Linked DNA regions of Homo sapiens: region 1 is linked to region 2. A link is an interaction called in ENCODE POLR2A ChIA-PET data of the cell type or tissue named here. Cell type or tissue: B cell. All regions are shown on one strand. Each heading gives the region's core, and the rest is flanking DNA. Links, peaks and the distances in the headings are about the cores only. Region 1 overlaps PAX5 (paired box 5). Region 2 holds the start of LOC105376035 (a long non-coding RNA gene).

Region 1 (8,331 bases), core at 258-8,257, 390 kb after region 2:
TCGAAAGTTTTCTGTAAACTATAAAATGGTAGATGAATGTGAAAGAATTTTGTTAATGCTTAGCCAGTGCTGTCCAATAGAAATACAATGAGAGACTGGCCGGGCGTGGTGGCTCATGCCTGTAATCCCAGCACTTTGGGAGGCCGAGGCAGGCGGATAACCTGAGGTCGGGAGTTCGAGACCAGCCTGACTAACATGGTGAAACCCCCGTCTCTACTAAAAATACAAAATTAGCTGGGCATGGTGGCACATGCCTGTAATCCCAGCTACTCGGGAGGCTGAGGCAGGAGAATCACTTGAACCCAGGAGGCGGAGGTTGCAGTGAGCCAAGATCACGCCATTGCATTCCAGCCTGGGCAACAAGAGCGAAACTCCGTCTGAAAAAAAAAAAAAGAAATACTATGAGAGCTGTGTATGCAATTTAAAATTTTCCAGCAGCACATTAAGAAAAGTTAAAAAAAAGAGGTACTATATTTTAATTATATATTTTAACTCAATATATAAAAATTGTTATTTCAACATACAACTAATATCAAAATTATTGAGATATTTTACTTCTTTTGGTACTAAGTTTTAAAAATTTGGTGTGTATTTTATATTTACAGCACATTTTGATTCAGACTAGCCATATTTCAAATGTTCAAAAGCCGCATCTGGCTGGTGGCTACTGTATTGGAACGTGCAGATCCGGACGTTTCCTGGCCAGAGTAGCCCGTTATTTTGTTGCCAATATCCACTTTACTGGTTCCTCATGGCTAAGCTTCTTTCTCTTTGGGTCCTAGGTATTATGAGACAGGAAGCATCAAGCCTGGGGTAATTGGAGGATCCAAACCAAAGGTCGCCACACCCAAAGTGGTGGAAAAAATCGCTGAATATAAACGCCAAAATCCCACCATGTTTGCCTGGGAGATCAGGGACCGGCTGCTGGCAGAGCGGGTGTGTGACAATGACACCGTGCCTAGCGTCAGTTCCATCAACAGGTGAGGGGCTCGTGCCTGTGGGGGTTGGGGATTTGGAGGGATGGCAGGGCATCCTGGAGGCTCTGCATGTGCCTTTCCTGAAGATCTGGTCTCTTTTTTCACCAAGGCCCCTTAGGGGTTACTGAACAGGAGGGATGCTAATGGGGCCTGCTCGGTCTCTGTTACCCTTCTCTTCTTTCCAAAGCAGGTAGGAGTCCTAGGCCCAGGGAGAGGGGAGCATGCCAACACCCTGGCCGCTCGAGTTTCTTCTGAGCCCAGAGTTATTTCCATCCCTCCCTTCACCACCCACCTATATGTGTGGAACACTTCACAGTGAATTGTCCTGACTAGATCTTCACAAATGTCGCTGTCCCTGCAAACCTAGGCTCAAGGTCTTAGCACTGGCCCATCTCAAAGATTCCCAGGAAGAAAATCCTTCCTCCAGTTTGGGCAGAGCTTGAGCCAGTGAGTGAGAGGAACATAAACCTGACTTGGAGTTGGGAGACTTGGCTCCTTGTTCCAGCTCTGCCACAAGCTCAAAGTGGGACCTTGACAAAGCTCTTCCTCTCTCTGAGAGCCCAGAACCCCAGTGGTTCTGATGTGCATCTTCAACTCCAGAGGTGTTGTCCAGGAGGCTAAGATGCTCTGGAGCAAAGGAGTTGCCCTCTCCCCAACTCATACATGGAATCTCACACAGGGAGAGAAAGAACCAGAGAAACACCCTGGGAGTCATGCACAGGATCTTCCTGGCAGCCACACAGCTCCCTTTCCTTTCCAGTCTGATCCAAGACACATGGAAGGGCGCTCTCAGAGCTTTAAAAATAAATGTATGGAAGAAAGTTTTCTGTTGTAGATGATGAAATTTCAACTCCATTTAAACCCAAAGAGTCAGGGATGAAGTTCAGAGATGAACAGAAATGATGGTTCTCTAAACTCTGCAGAGAAAAGAGAAGGGAGCAGCCTGAAAACTTGGACAGTTTCCATTTCTCCAAATCACACCCTACCATCATCAGTGCAGAGCTTGTGTGGGCGTAGGAGACCCTCACTCCTGGCAGAATGAGGTGGTCGGTCAGACTAGAATGAGAGCCTCTTGTCCTGATAGTGGATCCTTCTGTGATGATTCAAATGCACAGATCGCTGTGGGAGTGCATGTGTTCACATTTTGAGTCCTGCTATTTTGTAAATTGTTAGCCTGTTTTTCTTCTCTTGGCAAACCTTGACAGAGGCCCTGACATCATGCATGGTACAGGGGAGATAGAGGAGAATCAGGCACACAGTTTCTTGGTCTGTTCCAGAGGGGCTCTTTGTCCAGGGTGGGGTTCTGACATGCACTTAGAAGCCTGATGCACCTGGACAAAATTGCTGAGGGGATAGCAATGATGATGGTAGGTTTTGGGGAGGAGGGGATAACTCCTGTTCTTTTTATGGATTATAAGAGGCTCCATTGTGTTTTATGAGCCCCTTACTTCTGGCTCTTTGCGGGATTTCCACGACACAAAACAACATGACAGGCAGCTGGCCTGCTCTGCAGAGGAACATCAGCCAAACCCCTGGTCAGGCTTTGGGGACCCACAGGTTTCCCAACGTAGAGTACACATATAATTGGGGGTTCGCAAGATAACCTTAGGTAGTCCATGGGGGTCACAAAATCTAATGCCTTACATGGGGCCAGGCAGATAAGGTAATGAGGGAAGCAGGCCAGGCAAAAGACGATGGGGAGAGGTTGGGTCCCTGGCAAGCTAGGCAGCACAAGTCCGATTAAAGGGGCAGTGCTTCTTAGCTCCAGCCGAATGCTGCCAGGACCATGGGTCTGGTGTTTGCCAGATTTTTTGCATTCTTCAAGAGAAGGCAGAAGCTGGGGCTTGTGTAGATGTATGCATGGATATTTCTGTATGTGAAATCTCTATATTTAAATTAATTTTTTTTTTATGTAGAGATGGGGGTCTCCCTATGTTGCCCAGGCTGGTATCGAACTCCTGGGCTCAAGCAATCCTCCTACCTCAGCCTCCCAAAGTGCTGGAATTACAGGTGTGAGCCATCACACCTAGCTTAATCTATATATTTTTTTAACAGAGGCAACTAATTTCAATTAAAAATGCCTTGCAGGATGAGCATAACTTATTTACAGAGCATCGGTTTACATCCTCTATAATGCAAAGATGCAAGGGTGCACATTGTTTTCTAATACATTTATTTTAATGTATGTTAGAAAAACGTAAGTAACACACCAAACCAGTGAGTTTGTGAACTCCCCCTCAACACTCCCACCTACCCACTTACAGTAGGGAACTACAATTGCCTTATAAAATAAATTTATTTAAGTCAAAATTGAAGTGATGTGAAAGAAATGTATGAGGCAAATAGAGCAGTGGTTACAGATGTGGCAAAGACTGTGAAGGGGCATGGGATGTGTGGTCAAGAGAGATCACGGGCCCGCTGATGTTTTCTGCCTGGACCTGTGCTGTGGGGAATTTCTAACTGCTGTCTGTAGGGCCATGGCTAGCCTCAGGGGCGTCCTGAGTGTCCAGTCCAAAGCCATGGCCAGGCAGGCCATGCCTCTAAGGTGCTTTCATGTCTGTGGTCTCCTATAGTCCTTAAGGCTTGACTCTATCCTGTGGCAGTTGTAGCAACAGAGGCCAAGATGGAGAGTGCAGAGGAACAGTGACTTGGAGATAGACATGGGGGTAGAACCCAGGTTTCCCAACGGTAAAAGGAGGGCTAGTTTCTTTCCACCACTGCCCTGTAGGACTCTGCGAGTGACAGAACTGAGGATCTGTGAGATGAGAGACAAGAGGGAGGACAAGTATTTTCTTCTGCATTTCAGATCCTCGCGGGCTGCCCGTTCTGCTGCCTGGCTGCCTGCCCTCTCTCATCCTTAGCCTTCTCCAGTGCTCTTCACTGGGGGCTCCTTTTTGGGAGTATTCTCTGGCTCCTTCCTGCTCTCTTCAGTGACAGCTCACTAAGTGTAGGACAATCTCATGCGGCTGCCTTCCTCACCCCTAAACCCCCAAAGCCAGAGCCATCCCAGCATACAGTTTTATTTTTCAGATGAAGGCAAAGCTCCCACTGCATTCAGATGAATGCAGCTTCTAAATGCCTGCCTTGCAAATGACACTGTGTAAGAGGGTCCACATCTCTCCCAGCCCTTGCCTCCCTTGGAGGCAACTTTTCACCCTTTCTGATTTCAAACAGCTGGGGAGGGAGTGATGGCTGGATTTGTGGCTATTCTTATAGCCACAGGGGCATCTCCACGGTTCACCCCTAGGAGTATGTGACTTCCTGTTACCTTCCAGGGGACCAGCCTAGGAAACCATGACTGACAAGGGGTTAAGCATCACTGAACTAGTTCTGTTAGGCTTGTGGGGGATTTCCTGGGACACAGATCACCTTGTTCATTTGACTTCTTATGGACAAACGTGCTGGGAGGCTGCACAACCTGCAGGGATCGCTGGATCCAGTCTGAGTGTCCATTGGAGGTGGCCATCCCAAAGCTGACCCAAACGGTGGGTTGAATGGGGTCTTCCTTCTTCTATTCCAGCACCGTGGCCAAGGGGTGGGGAGTACAAGTGGCACTCCCAGCTTAGAGGGGCAGCTCTATTTAGTACCAACTGGTTGGGTCATGTGAGAACGTGAGGCCAGTATTGTTGGGTGTTCTGATTTTTCAAGAGAAGCTAGAATTCAGATATTTATGAAAAATCTCCCAACTTAAAAATATTAGCAACTAAGTCAAATAAAAACAAATATACTGTGCAGGCTAACAAAACTTGTCCCGGGCTGGAGGTGGCCCTGGGGAAGATGTTTTGTTAGTTCTGCTCTTAATTCTAATTTTGGTAGCAGGCCTTCTGAGATTGTTTATCCATTTCCTCTTTCTTTTTTTTTTTTTTTTTTTGTTTTTTTGAGACAGGGTCTCACTCTGTCACCCAGGCTGGAGTGCAGAGGCACAATCATGGTTCACTGCAACCTTGATCTCCCAGGCTCGGGTGATCTTCCCACCTCAGCTTCCCAAGTAGCTAGGACTACAGGTGCCACCACCATGCCTGGCTAATTTTTTGCATTTTTTGTAGAGATAGGGTTTCATCGTGTTGCCCAGGGTGGTCTCGAACTCCTGGACTCAAGTGATCCACTCACATCGACCTCTATCTGTGTCCTCTTTCTTCTCCACAACAGTCACAGGCCTGGGTGCCACCTGTGGGGCCCCTTGCAGCTTGGCACAGTTGGACCCCTGGGTTTTGAATTCTCGGCATAGCTGATGGCCCAAGCTTCTTACTGCACTGATGGCAGTTTGATCAGTGCCATAGATGTGGGTGTTTCTTCAGCCTTATCTTCCTGTTTCCTTTTTCAAGGCACCATGATTTTCTCTTTCACTGTAATTTTGTGAGGACTGGTGGTGGGGCGGGGGGCGTGGGATGATGGTGAGAAGCCTAGCCTTTCAAAGAAGGAAGAGTGATGTTTCCATGGGATCCTTAAATGCCACAAAGTCCCTCAGAGTTTTAAACCTCAAATTCTAAGTGGGTTTGAAATCCAAATAGCTTTTATGCCTCACATAGGAAGTATTTAGCAGAGGGACCGCGCTTCCTTTGAATGTGGCTTAAAGTAAAGTGCTGGGGCATGGGGGCTGGGAGTCTGGGCTGACTCGCTGTGCAATTCTGGGCAAGTCATTTGAGCATCTTGGGTTTTAGTTTCCTTATTCATAGGAAGAGTTTGATGCTGAGCTCCTTTCTCTGTTGGAACGTCTAGTGTGCTCTGCAGTACGGCAGCCAGGGTCCTGCTCACGCTCAGCAGGTAAGGGACGGGCAATTTGGTGTGACTGCCAACTCAGCCCAACTGTCCCTGGCTTAGAAAAGGTCCTGAGTGTGTTCTTATTGGATGAGTCTTGACAGCCTGTCATATTTAAAATTTAAAATTTGTTTAGAGTTGTTATGATTCAATTACAGTCTTGTTCTTCCCACTACAGTTTCTTCTCAGTGTAAGCTGATGCTCTTTGTTTTTACTTGGTGACTGCTAAAGGCAGATGAGCAAAATCTCTCACCCCTGGGGGCAGCTTCAGAGGCTTGCCTATAACTCTGAGATCCCCCTTTATAAAGGACAACCCTGATGCATTCTTAAAACAGTGTGAGAGTGGCTACCTTCCCCTCCCCAGCTTCCAAGGGGGCCACTTGTGCTTTATTATTATTATTATTTTTAATTTTTATGGGTGCATAGTAGGCATATATATATATATTTATGAGTACATGAGATATTTTGGTACAGGTATGCAATGAGTAATAACCCACCATGAAAAATGGGGTATGCATCCCCTCAAACATTTATTCTTTGTGTTACAAACAACCCAATTACACTCTTTTAGTTATTTTTAAATGTACAGTTAAATTATTACTAACTATAGTATCCTCATTGTGCTATCAAATACTAGGTCTTATTCATTCTTTCTATTTTTTTGCACCCATTGAGCATCTTTACTCCCCCACCGCCCTCGCCTTGTGCTTTTTAAAGCAAATGTGAAAAATATGAATATTTTAAGACGGAAGCTAGTCATTAATCTTTACAAAGACACCACTGAAAATAACATCTTACATTTAAGGAGCACCTAGTATGTAGCTACCACTGTTTTAAGTAATTCATTAATTTAATCCTAATAGTAATCCTATGAGATAGAAATGATTCTTAGTCCCATTTGCAGATGAAGAGACTGAGGCATAGAGAGGTTAAGTAATTTACCCAAGGTCATGTAGCTGGTAAATTGTAAGAGGGATGGGATTCAAACTCTAGTGGTCTAGTTCCAGAGCCTGTACACTGTGCTACTGCAGCCTCTTAATGATTTATAACAATTGATAATGCTTTCCCAGTGATATTTATAACTATTTTAAAAGAAAATGAGGAAAACATAATTTTCTTTGCTTTTTTACATACAAATTTAATAGTCAGACAATGATTTGAAAAGTAAGGATTTTAAGCTGAACTACAGTGACTTTTTTGCCATATATTTATTTGTAACTATATTTATGTCTGGTATATCCATATATTGACATATCCAGCAATATCTCTGTAGACACATACACACAGAGAAAGTGACATACACAAAAATATAAACATTAGGTCAGATGCCAGCTTACTTCCAGGTGACCAAAAAGAGAACCTCACTCCCAGAACTGGACATTTTATTATGACCCACTCTTCTCCCAAATGCCATGAGTTTTCTGGTTGTCCAATATGCTTCGAGTTTGCTTAGTTAAAATAAGTGGTTTGAATATTAGGGAAAACAAACAAACAATCTGAATGTATTTGAGGGAACACTTAAGCTGACTGATTAGAAAAGGGCAAGAGGCTCCTTGCTGAGCTCAAGTAGCCAGGCTCCAGATGGCCTGTGTGTGTGTGGTGAGACTATAGGGTGAACAGAAAAGACCATTTCAGGCTATCAGCTGAGGACACGGACTGCCCTTGGTGCCGAGCACCAAGCTGTAAGATCAGAAAGGGCAGAGAGGCTACTGCCCATTGAGTTTAAGGGGAGGCACCCACCTGCTACTTCTGTCATTCTTCATTTGTATAAGCTGGAGACCCAGTGCAGCCTCAGAATAAACTTTCAGATATTAATGGTCTGGAATGTGAAAAAGCTTCTCACAGAATGTTGCATGAAAAGAGCAGGCTGCAAAACTGTATACATGGAGGCTGAGTGCGGTGGCTCACGCCTGTAATCCCAGCACTTTGGGAGGCCGAGGAGGGCCGACCACTTGAGGTCAGGAGTTGGAGACCAGCCTGGCTAACGTGGTGAAACCTCTTCTTTACTAAAAATACAAAAATTAGGCAGTGGCATGCGCCTGTAGTCCCAGCTACTCGGGAGGCTGAGGCAGGAGAATCAGTTGAACCCTAGGGGCAGAGGTGGCAGTGAGCTGAGGTTATGCCACTACACTCCAGCCTGGGTGACAGAGAGAGACTTCGTCTCAAAAAGAAAAACAAAAAAGCAAAAAAACAAAAAAACTGGGCATGGTGGCGCATGCCTGTAATCCTAGATACTTGGGAGGATGAGGCAGGAGAATCACTCAAACCTGGGAGGCGGAGGTTGCAGTGAACTGAGATCGCACCACTATACTCCAGCCTGGGCAACAGAGCAAGACTCTGTCTCAAAACAAACAACCACCACAACAAAAAAAACTGTATACATGGCATAATCCTGATTTTGTTAAGAGAAAAATGGATATTTCTAAATATGCCCAGGAATGTTGGTATAAAGGAAATACACCAAAATACCGTTTTTAGATGTCTTCTTTATACTTTCCCATACTGTCCAAAGAGTCTACAATGAACGTATATTACTGTTATAATGAGAAAAAACTCTAATAAATGTCCTTTCAAAAGGTAATAGTTTGAGACTGGA
Region 2 (8,331 bases), core at 306-8,305:
AATGCCTATAGTCCCTGGAGACCCTCCCTGTCTGCTTACAAACCTGTTGGAATTTTATTTGGAGCCTTAAAGGAAATGTGACTGTGGGACCTGAGTCACATAACAGGCAGCCACAACCTCTGTTTCTCTGATTATAGATCAACTTTTTCCATACCTACATTCTTTTGTAAAATGTCGTAAAAGACTAAAGGGCACTGGAGGAAAGACCCCTTTTTCCTCATTACTGACTCTCCTTGTAGGTTAACTTCCTTCTTTCCTCTCTTGTACCTGACTCCGACCAGATAGCACAATAGGCTCTGTGACAATCAATTTACTCAAGATAGATGTTGACTATACCTTTCCTGACAAAGAACAAGCTGCAACCAATCAGATTGCTGTAATTCATAGATCAGCCTCGTATGGAAAAGGCTGCTAAACTTTAGTAATCCTGCTAAACTTCTTTGTTTCTACCTATGCAAGTAAAACCTTAACTTCTCCATTTCAGAGCATTGATTCCATTCCTCTGGAGTCTGTGTCTCCCGGACAGTCATCCTTAAACTTTGCACTTGCATTAACTCTTTTTTTTTTTTTTTTTTTTGAGATGGAGTCTTGCTCTGTTGCCCAGGCTGGAATGTAGTTGTGCAATCTCAGCTCACTGCAAACTCCACCTCCCAGGTTCAACCAATTCTCCTGCCTCAGCCTCTTGAATAGCTGGGATTACAGGCGTCGTGCCACCAGGCCTGGTTAGTTTTTGTATTTTTAGTAGAGACAGAGGTTCACCATGTTGGCTGGGCTCGTCTCGAACTCCTGACCTCAGGTGATCCACCATCCCACCCCGCCGCGGCTTCCCAAAGTGTTGGGATTACAGGCATGAGCCACTTTGCCCAGCCGCATGAACTCTTTAGAACAGTATTCTGATCCTTTTGATTATCAGGTTGAAAAGCCATAGAAACAATTTATATGCTTTAACCAATTATTTCCTCTGGGATTTATCCCAGAGAAATAATTTTTTTAAAGCAAACCAAAAATATAAGTGTTGGGGTACAGAAAATGATTCCCCAAAATGTGGCACTTGGGCATGCTGAGTGCTTTTGAAAACTGAAAGGCCTCACAAATAAGCCTCAGCATCAAGGCCTCTCTAACCTTGTCTCGTTCTCTCCCTCTCACCCCTCAAGTCCTTGGAGGGACTCTCTGGAATTTCCTTATCTGACCTAGAAAGTGTCTTGCCAAAAGAAACACATTTGCCTTCTGTCCGTCTGATACCCCATTATCCACTGCAGAAAAGAAGCCGGAAGAAAAGAAGTCAGAAGTCCAACCACAGCTGGATGGACTTTTCCACAACATAATGTCTGCCTCTCAGACTCATTCCATTCACAAGTTGATTTCTGTCTCCCTGATCCATTCATTCTCCTTAATAATCATTTACTGCTCCTCAAAACAATGCTCTATGTTTCCCATCTCCTCGCTCCCCTGGGAAAAAGAGTACATAAGCTTCTGTACCCCATTGGGGGATTGGGGTAATCACACTGTAATTCTCTCCCATGAATGTTAATAAATGTGTATCCTTTTTCTCCTACTAATCTGCCTTTTGTCAGGTGATTTTCAGTGAACCTTCAGAAGGAAAAGGGGAAGTTTTCCCTTCACCCATATGCAGGCATGTAAAGATGTTCATTGCAGTGCTGTTTATAGCAGAGAAAATGGCAAACACAATCAAACAATAGGGGGATAGTTAAGAAAAAAATGCACAGTTGCAGTTAGACTGGTCTCTACCGGCAGGGAGGTTTTTTTTCACCCTTTTTGATTCTCACAGCAGCCCTATGATGTAGACAAAACCGGGTTCACATTTATTCTCCCCATTATTCATGGGGGTGGGGGCCAGGATGCAGACTGAGTTTTGAGAAATTCTGGGCAGAGCTTCCAACAGGGAATCAGATTCTGAACTGGGACAGCTCCCAGGTGTCCTAAAGCGGAATCCAGAGCTGACTCACAGCAGCGTGTGTCTGACAGGGGGATCCAGCGGCAAGTCCCTACTCTTGGATAAAGATGAAACCACCTTTGCGAAAATTATGACAGAGGCCGGGCACGGTGGCTCACACCTGTTATCCCAGCACTTTGGGAGGCCAAGGCAGGCGGATCACCTGAGGTCAGGAGTTTGAGACCAGCCTGGCCAATATGGTGAAACCCCGTCTCTACTAAAAATATGAACAAATTAGCTGGGCAGGTGCCTGTAATCCCAGCTACTTGGGAAGCTGAGGCAGGAGAATCGCTTGAACCTGGGAGGTGGAGGTTGCAGTGAGCCAAGATCGCACCACTGCACTCCAGCCTGGGCAACAAGAGCGAAGCTCCAACTCAAAAAAAAAAACAACAAAAAAATTATGACAGAGAAAGAGATCTGACCTAACCAACTCCATCTTGCCTTTAACCTCCAAGCTGCCCTGTTCATTCCTGGGCATAGGCTGAACTTAGTTTATAGTTTAACTTTGAAACAAAGATGCTAACAGCCCTTTCCCTAAACAAACCCCTTCCTGCCTGAGGACCAGACTGTCTTTGTAAGACTAACAGGTTAGCCATAAGATTTGAAATTATGGTTTAGGAGTCACGCAGCTGGCTACAAGATTCTGAACCTTCCCAGTTCCTCCTAGGGATAACATCGCGATTGTAAAACCTAAGATTGGCACTTGAGGTATTTCTCAGACCCTGCACTGCTGATGCACTCTGATGCACAAACTGGTGCCACCCAGGCCTGTAATCTGGCTCAACCAGTTCTGCGATCCTACCCAGGAACAGAAGACAGCAAGAATCCACTTCAGGCGGATGATTCACGCCTGTAATCCCAACACTTTGGGAGGCCGAGGTGGGCAGATCATTTGAGGTTAGGAGTTCGACACCAGCCTGGCCAACATGGTGAAACCTCATCTTTACTAAAAATACAAAAATTAGCCGGGCATGGTAGCGCATGTCTGTAATCCCAGCTACTTGGGAGGCTGAGGCAGGAGAATTGCTTGAACCCGGGAGGCAGAGGCTGCAGTGTGCCGAGAACGCGCCACCACACTCTAGCCTGGGTGACAGAGGGAGACTCTATCTCCAAAAAAAAAAAAAAAAAAAAAAAAATCGACTTCAACCCCCGTATGATTTCATCTTCAGTCTGACCAATACGCACTCCCCAATCCCTGGTCCCAGACCTGCTGAATCATCCTTAAAAGACCCATTTTTGAATTTTCGAGGGGCTGATTTAAGTAATAATAAATTCCAGTCTCCTGTTTAGCCAGCTCTACATGTATTAAACTCTTTCTATTGCAATTCCCCTGTCTTGATAAATCGGCTCTACCTGGGCAACGGGCTAGAACTTGTTGGGCTGTTACTAAGACAGTGTAAGATCAAGCTTCATTCTGGCCCACTCTCCCCATCTCACCCAGAAGAGGTGGCCTCCTAGGCTGCCCCTTCCTCTCTTGATCTGACTGGGATTTCCCCCCTGTTAGGGAGCTCTGGAAGAACCCCCAGTCCCAGGCCCCACCTGGCTCTGAGCTGGGTTTACAGGAAGCCCCCTGTGCACCCCTGTCCCATGAGGTCATGTGGAAAAACCCTGGGAAACTCTAACACCTGCTGCAGGTGCTGGCTGTTCCTTTTTTTTTTCTTTTTTTTCAAGCTGTAGAATTTCTCTGCCATGCAAAACTTGTTGATAATAATATAACAAACATTTCCATCTCTATTGCCCTGCTTAGGAAATAAATCTTACGGGGACACTGGAAGACTCTTGGGTGTCCCTTCCTGATCCTGTTCCCCACCTCTGTCACCAGGGGTAACCCAAACCTGAACTGCGTGTTTATCCATAAATGATAAGTGGTATTGCTTTGCATGGTTTTAAACTTTCAGTAGCGGTTTCTGTCTTTTATTCATTCATAAACTCACAAACATATACATATTGAGAACCTACTGTATGTGAGGCACCAACCTAAGCCCTGGGAACATCCGTAAACAACAGAGAGGATTACTGCTCTCATGGGACACACATTCTGGTGGGGTGAGCCAAACCATAAACAAAAGGTATGAAACTGAGATACATTATTAATATGTTACAACGTGAGAAGTACAGAGGGAAAAAATAAGGGAAGCTGGAGAGGCAGGGGTGGTGGAATATTGCAATTTTAAGTAGGATTGCAATTTTTTCCCCTTTCTTCTTTTTTGAGATGGGGTCTTGCTCTGTCCCGCAGGCTAGAGCGCAGTGGTGCAATCATAGCTTGCTGCAGCCTCAAATTCCTCAGGCTCAAGCAAACCTCCCATCTCAGCCTCCTGAGTGGCCAGGACTACAGGTGCACACCACCAAGCCTAGTTAATTTTTTTTTTTTTTTGAGACGGAGTCTCGCTCTGTTGCCCAGGCTGGGGTGCAGTGGTGTAATCTCCACTCACTGCAAGCTCCGACTCCCGGGTTCACGCCAGTCTCCTGCCTCAGCCTCCCGAGTAGCTGGGACTATAGGCGCCTGCCACCACGCCCAGCTAATTTTTTTGTTTTTTTTTTTTTTTTGGTAGAGATGGGGTTTCACCATTTTATCCAGGATGGTCTCGATCTCCTGACCTTGTGATCCTCCCGCCTTGGCCTCCCAAAGTGCTGGGATTACAGGCGTAAGCCACCGCGCCCGGCCAATTTTTTTTTTTTTTTTTTTTTTTTTAAGTAGAGACAAGGTCTTGTGATGTTGCTCAGGCTGGTCTTGAACTCCTGAGCTCAAGTGATCCTCTTGCCTCAGCCTTCCAAAGTGCTGGGATTACAGGTGTGAGCCACCATGGCTGGCTGTGTATGTCTTGTGTATGTCATGGCATCCTTATATGTCTTGTGTATTTACTCAATATTGTATATGTTTTGTATAACTGTGCCATCTTTATTCATTCCCCTGTCAATAAGTATTTATTATATCTTTCTCTTGTATTTGTCCTTATAAACAACGTTGCCATAGCATTCTTGTAAATGTCTTTTTTTTTTTTTTTTTTAAGTCAGTGTCTTGTTCTGTCACCCAGGCTGGAATACAGCAGCATGATCATAGTTACTGTAACTTCAAACTCTTGGGCTCATGTTATCCTTCCACCTCAGCCTCCTGAGTGCCAAGACTACAGGTGCATGCCTCTATGCCTGGCTCATTTTTAATTTTTTTTTGTAAAAACAGTGTCTTGTTATGTTGCCCAGGCTGGTCTCAAACTTCTTACCTCAAGTGATCGTTCTGCCTTGGCCTCCCAAAGCACTGGGATTACAGGCATCAATATCTTTTTGTGCATGCACGGGAGAGATGTTCTAGGGCATGTATCCTAATATAGAATTGTCGAGTCCAAAGTATCTTCAACCTAGCTTAGCTAGATGGTATCAATGGCTTCTGCAAAAATAAATAAAATAAAATAAAATAAAATAAAAAATGAGCCACGCATAGCGGCACACACCTGCTGGGTCAATAGGCATAAGTGTTTTCAAAAAAAAAATTAAAAAATTAGCCAGGACTGGTGGCACACACCTGTAGTCCTAGCTACCTGGGGGGCTGAGGTGGGAGAATCACTTGAGCCTAGGGGTTTGAGGCTGCAATGAGCTGGGATCACACCACTGCACTCTAGCCTGGGCGACGGAGTGAGACTCTGTCCTAAAAAAAAAGAAAGAAGAAAGTAATTTTAAAAATATTTTGTTTTCAAAAACCCAGAATTGAAGAACACAAGTATCTGGCATGAAGAAAATATCCTACAAGTTTGCAGAGAAAAAGTGGATTTCATACAAAGGATCATGGATCCGAATGGCACTGGATTCTTTAACAGCGTCAGTGGGAACCGGAACATGATGGAGGAATATGTTCAAAATTCTGAAAGAAAGAGTTTGTAGTTAAATTAGTGACGAAAATTAGTAAACCAAGCCAATGGTAAAAACGAGACAATTGGGCCGGGTAGAGTGGCTCGCACCTGTAATTCCAGCACTCTGGGAGGCTGAGGCTGTGGATCATCTGAGGTCAGGAGTTTGAGACCAGTGTGGCCAACATGGCAAAACCCCATCTCTACTGAAAGTACAAAAATTAGCTGGGCTTGGTGGCGCGTGCCTGTAGTCCCAGCTACTCAGGAGGCTGAGATAGGAGAATCACTTGAACTTGGGAGGTGGAGGCTTCAGTGAGCCAAGACTGTGCCATTAAACTCCCGTCTGGGGGACAGAGAGAGATTCTGTCTCAAAAAAAAAAAAAAAAAAAAGCAAGACAATTATTAACTCTGAAAATCTTGAAAACAGATTTGCAGTCAGAATAAAGCAAATAACGAATATTGATCTGATCAGAATGACAAATAACTATATTGGGAGGCTGTGGGGGGTGGGAATACATGTATTAATATGCGTTTTGTTCCAGGGTGGGGGGTATTGTGAGTGAGTGATTGATGAGAGCCAAATTCTCCCCTTCCATAATGAAAAATCACTATATAATGTATAAACCTGAAAAATCAAGAAGTAGCAATATAAGCATGGTATTTAGAGAAAATACACTAAATACTTAAAGGATTGAAATAGTATCTCTGAGGCTGTGTATGGTGGCTCATGCTTGCAATCCCAACAGTTTGGGAGGCCAAGGCAGGAGGACTGCTTGAGCCTAGGAGTTCAAGACCAGCTTGGGCAACACAGGGAGACCCCTGTCTAGGATAAATGATAAAAGTTAGCTGGGCATGGTGGCACATGCCTGTGGTTCCCACTACTCAGGAGGCTGAGAAGGGAAAATCACTTGTACCCTGGAGGTCGAAGCTACAGTGAGCCGAGATCATGCCACTGCACTCCAGCCTGGGAGACAGAGTGAGACCCTGTCTCAAAAAAGAAAAAAAAAAAAAAAGTATCTCTGGGACTGAAAAAGCAGAGCAGGGCCATGACTGGGGGAGTGGCTTCAGGGAATTGCTGATTTTTGTAACAAATCTTGTAGAATTTTTTGACCTTTGAAATCATGTGCATGTATAACTTGATACAAATTAAAGTTAAATTTAAAAGCTCCCCTGAGATTAGCAGCCTTGAACATATGTCTTTCACATCTCTTCATTTGTTTCCTTAGGATAAATTCCAGAGGTGGGACTGCTGGGTCAACAGGCATAAGTGTTTTCAAGACCGTATCACCCACAGTGGTAAACAGGGCACCCATCTTTCCCTTTCCAGAGGGTTAATAGCCTTTACTTGCCAGTCTTTGCAAACACCATTATCAATTTTCACATCTCTGCCAATCTGATGGTAAAACGTGGTATTACATGGTAGTTTTAATTTGTGCTTCTTTGACTACTAAATAGTTTTACATAGTTAACATATTTAACCATTTTTAGTTCTTCTTTTATTAATTTCCTGTTACTGTTATTTGTCCATTTTCTTCACCTTTTTCACTCTTGATTTGTAAGGGCTCTTTAAATAGCAAGCCTGCTCATTCTCTATCACACATTGCAAATATTTCCCCCACAGTGGGCCCTTCTCCTTTCAATGTTCTTTTTTGATATAAGGGATTTTTTTGTTTTTATATAGTTAGTCTATCACTTATGTTTTTGGCCTTGGGGTTATGCCCGGAAAGCCCTGGCTCATCCGTGGGCCTTTTACAAGCGCAGCATCTCCTACAGCTTCACCTACTATTCCTATCGAGTATTTCATCAACTCCAAGTTTTTCACATTTTTAATCTCTGAAACTGGGATGGTGCTCAGGTAGTAGTCACTGCCTGCTGCAAATCAGGATGTGCAGAAAACATCAGTGATTTGTCAACAAAAGTCCCAGAGACGACAGTGGGGTATTCTGCAAGAAATGCTGCAACGTCACCTGTTTCTTTTTCCTGCTGGGCACGGAAGGAGGTAACATTTCTCAGCCTCCCTTGCAGTTAGGAGTGGCCGCGTGACCAGGTTCTAGCCACTGGACTGTGGGTGGAGGTGATACAGGTGCCTTGCCCGGTTGGCCCATAAAACCTCCCACAAGATCCTCTACTGTCTTTCTTCCTGTTTGCCGTCAGAGGAGCTGGCAGTGGCTCTGGGGGATGGCACAAGCAGTGGAGGTCCCTGAATGGCCACATGGGAGGCAGCTGGCTAACCAGGGATTCTCACTGCTCTTTGTGTAAACAAGTAATTTACTTCCATTGTGTTCAGCCATTGAGGTTTGGAGTTATGTTCCTCACAGCAGCTAGCATTGCTGATACCTAACTGACACCCTTGTCTTCATTCTGACTCTAATCCAAACTCCTCTAGACGGGGTTTAGTGTTTTATCATTAGTATGATGTTGATTCTTGATTTTAGATAGATACACTTTATCTTGTGCTCTTTTAAAAATCAAGTCTTAGTATTGGAGTTATGCAAAGTGTGTAAAATTAATTGGAAAATTTTTAACTTTTTTCTA

The links. Peaks named below come from ENCODE experiments on the same cell type or tissue, not always from the same donor. Only the 100,000 strongest peaks of a DNase experiment are listed, where the experiment ranks them.
Region 1: POLR2A ChIA-PET joins it to region 2 with 10 read pairs; 4 of 35 experiments call an interaction of 5 or more read pairs at or near these places.

Annotation. Positions count from the first base shown.
Region 1 is chr9:37,007,646-37,015,976 of GRCh38, reverse strand. PAX5 (paired box 5) reads left to right here. Exons shown (of 10, transcript NM_016734.3): 3 at 783-980. LOC105376032 (a long non-coding RNA gene) reads right to left here. Exons shown (of 4, transcript NR_188579.1): 4 at 6,925-8,331. Among named protein-coding and RNA genes, the nearest start is that of PAX5, 22 kb to the left of the region's middle. RefSeq lists an enhancer at 4,332-4,401. In B cell, for the core only: no CTCF peak of the experiment used is centred there; DNase peaks (open chromatin) are centred at 4,334, 4,779, 5,156 and 5,582; H3K4me3 peaks cover 2,452 bases; H3K27ac peaks cover 7,723 bases.
Region 2 is chr9:37,398,434-37,406,764 of GRCh38, reverse strand. LOC124902154 (a long non-coding RNA gene) reads left to right here. Exons shown (of 4, transcript XR_007061481.1): 4 at 1,260-1,559. It overlaps LOC105376035 (a long non-coding RNA gene), which reads right to left and starts at 1,324. Exons shown (of 4, transcript XR_007061479.1): 1 at 1-1,324. RefSeq lists enhancers at 3,507-3,676, 7,745-7,804. In B cell, for the core only: no CTCF peak of the experiment used is centred there; DNase peaks (open chromatin) are centred at 3,504, 4,345 and 7,784; H3K27ac peaks cover 1,201 bases.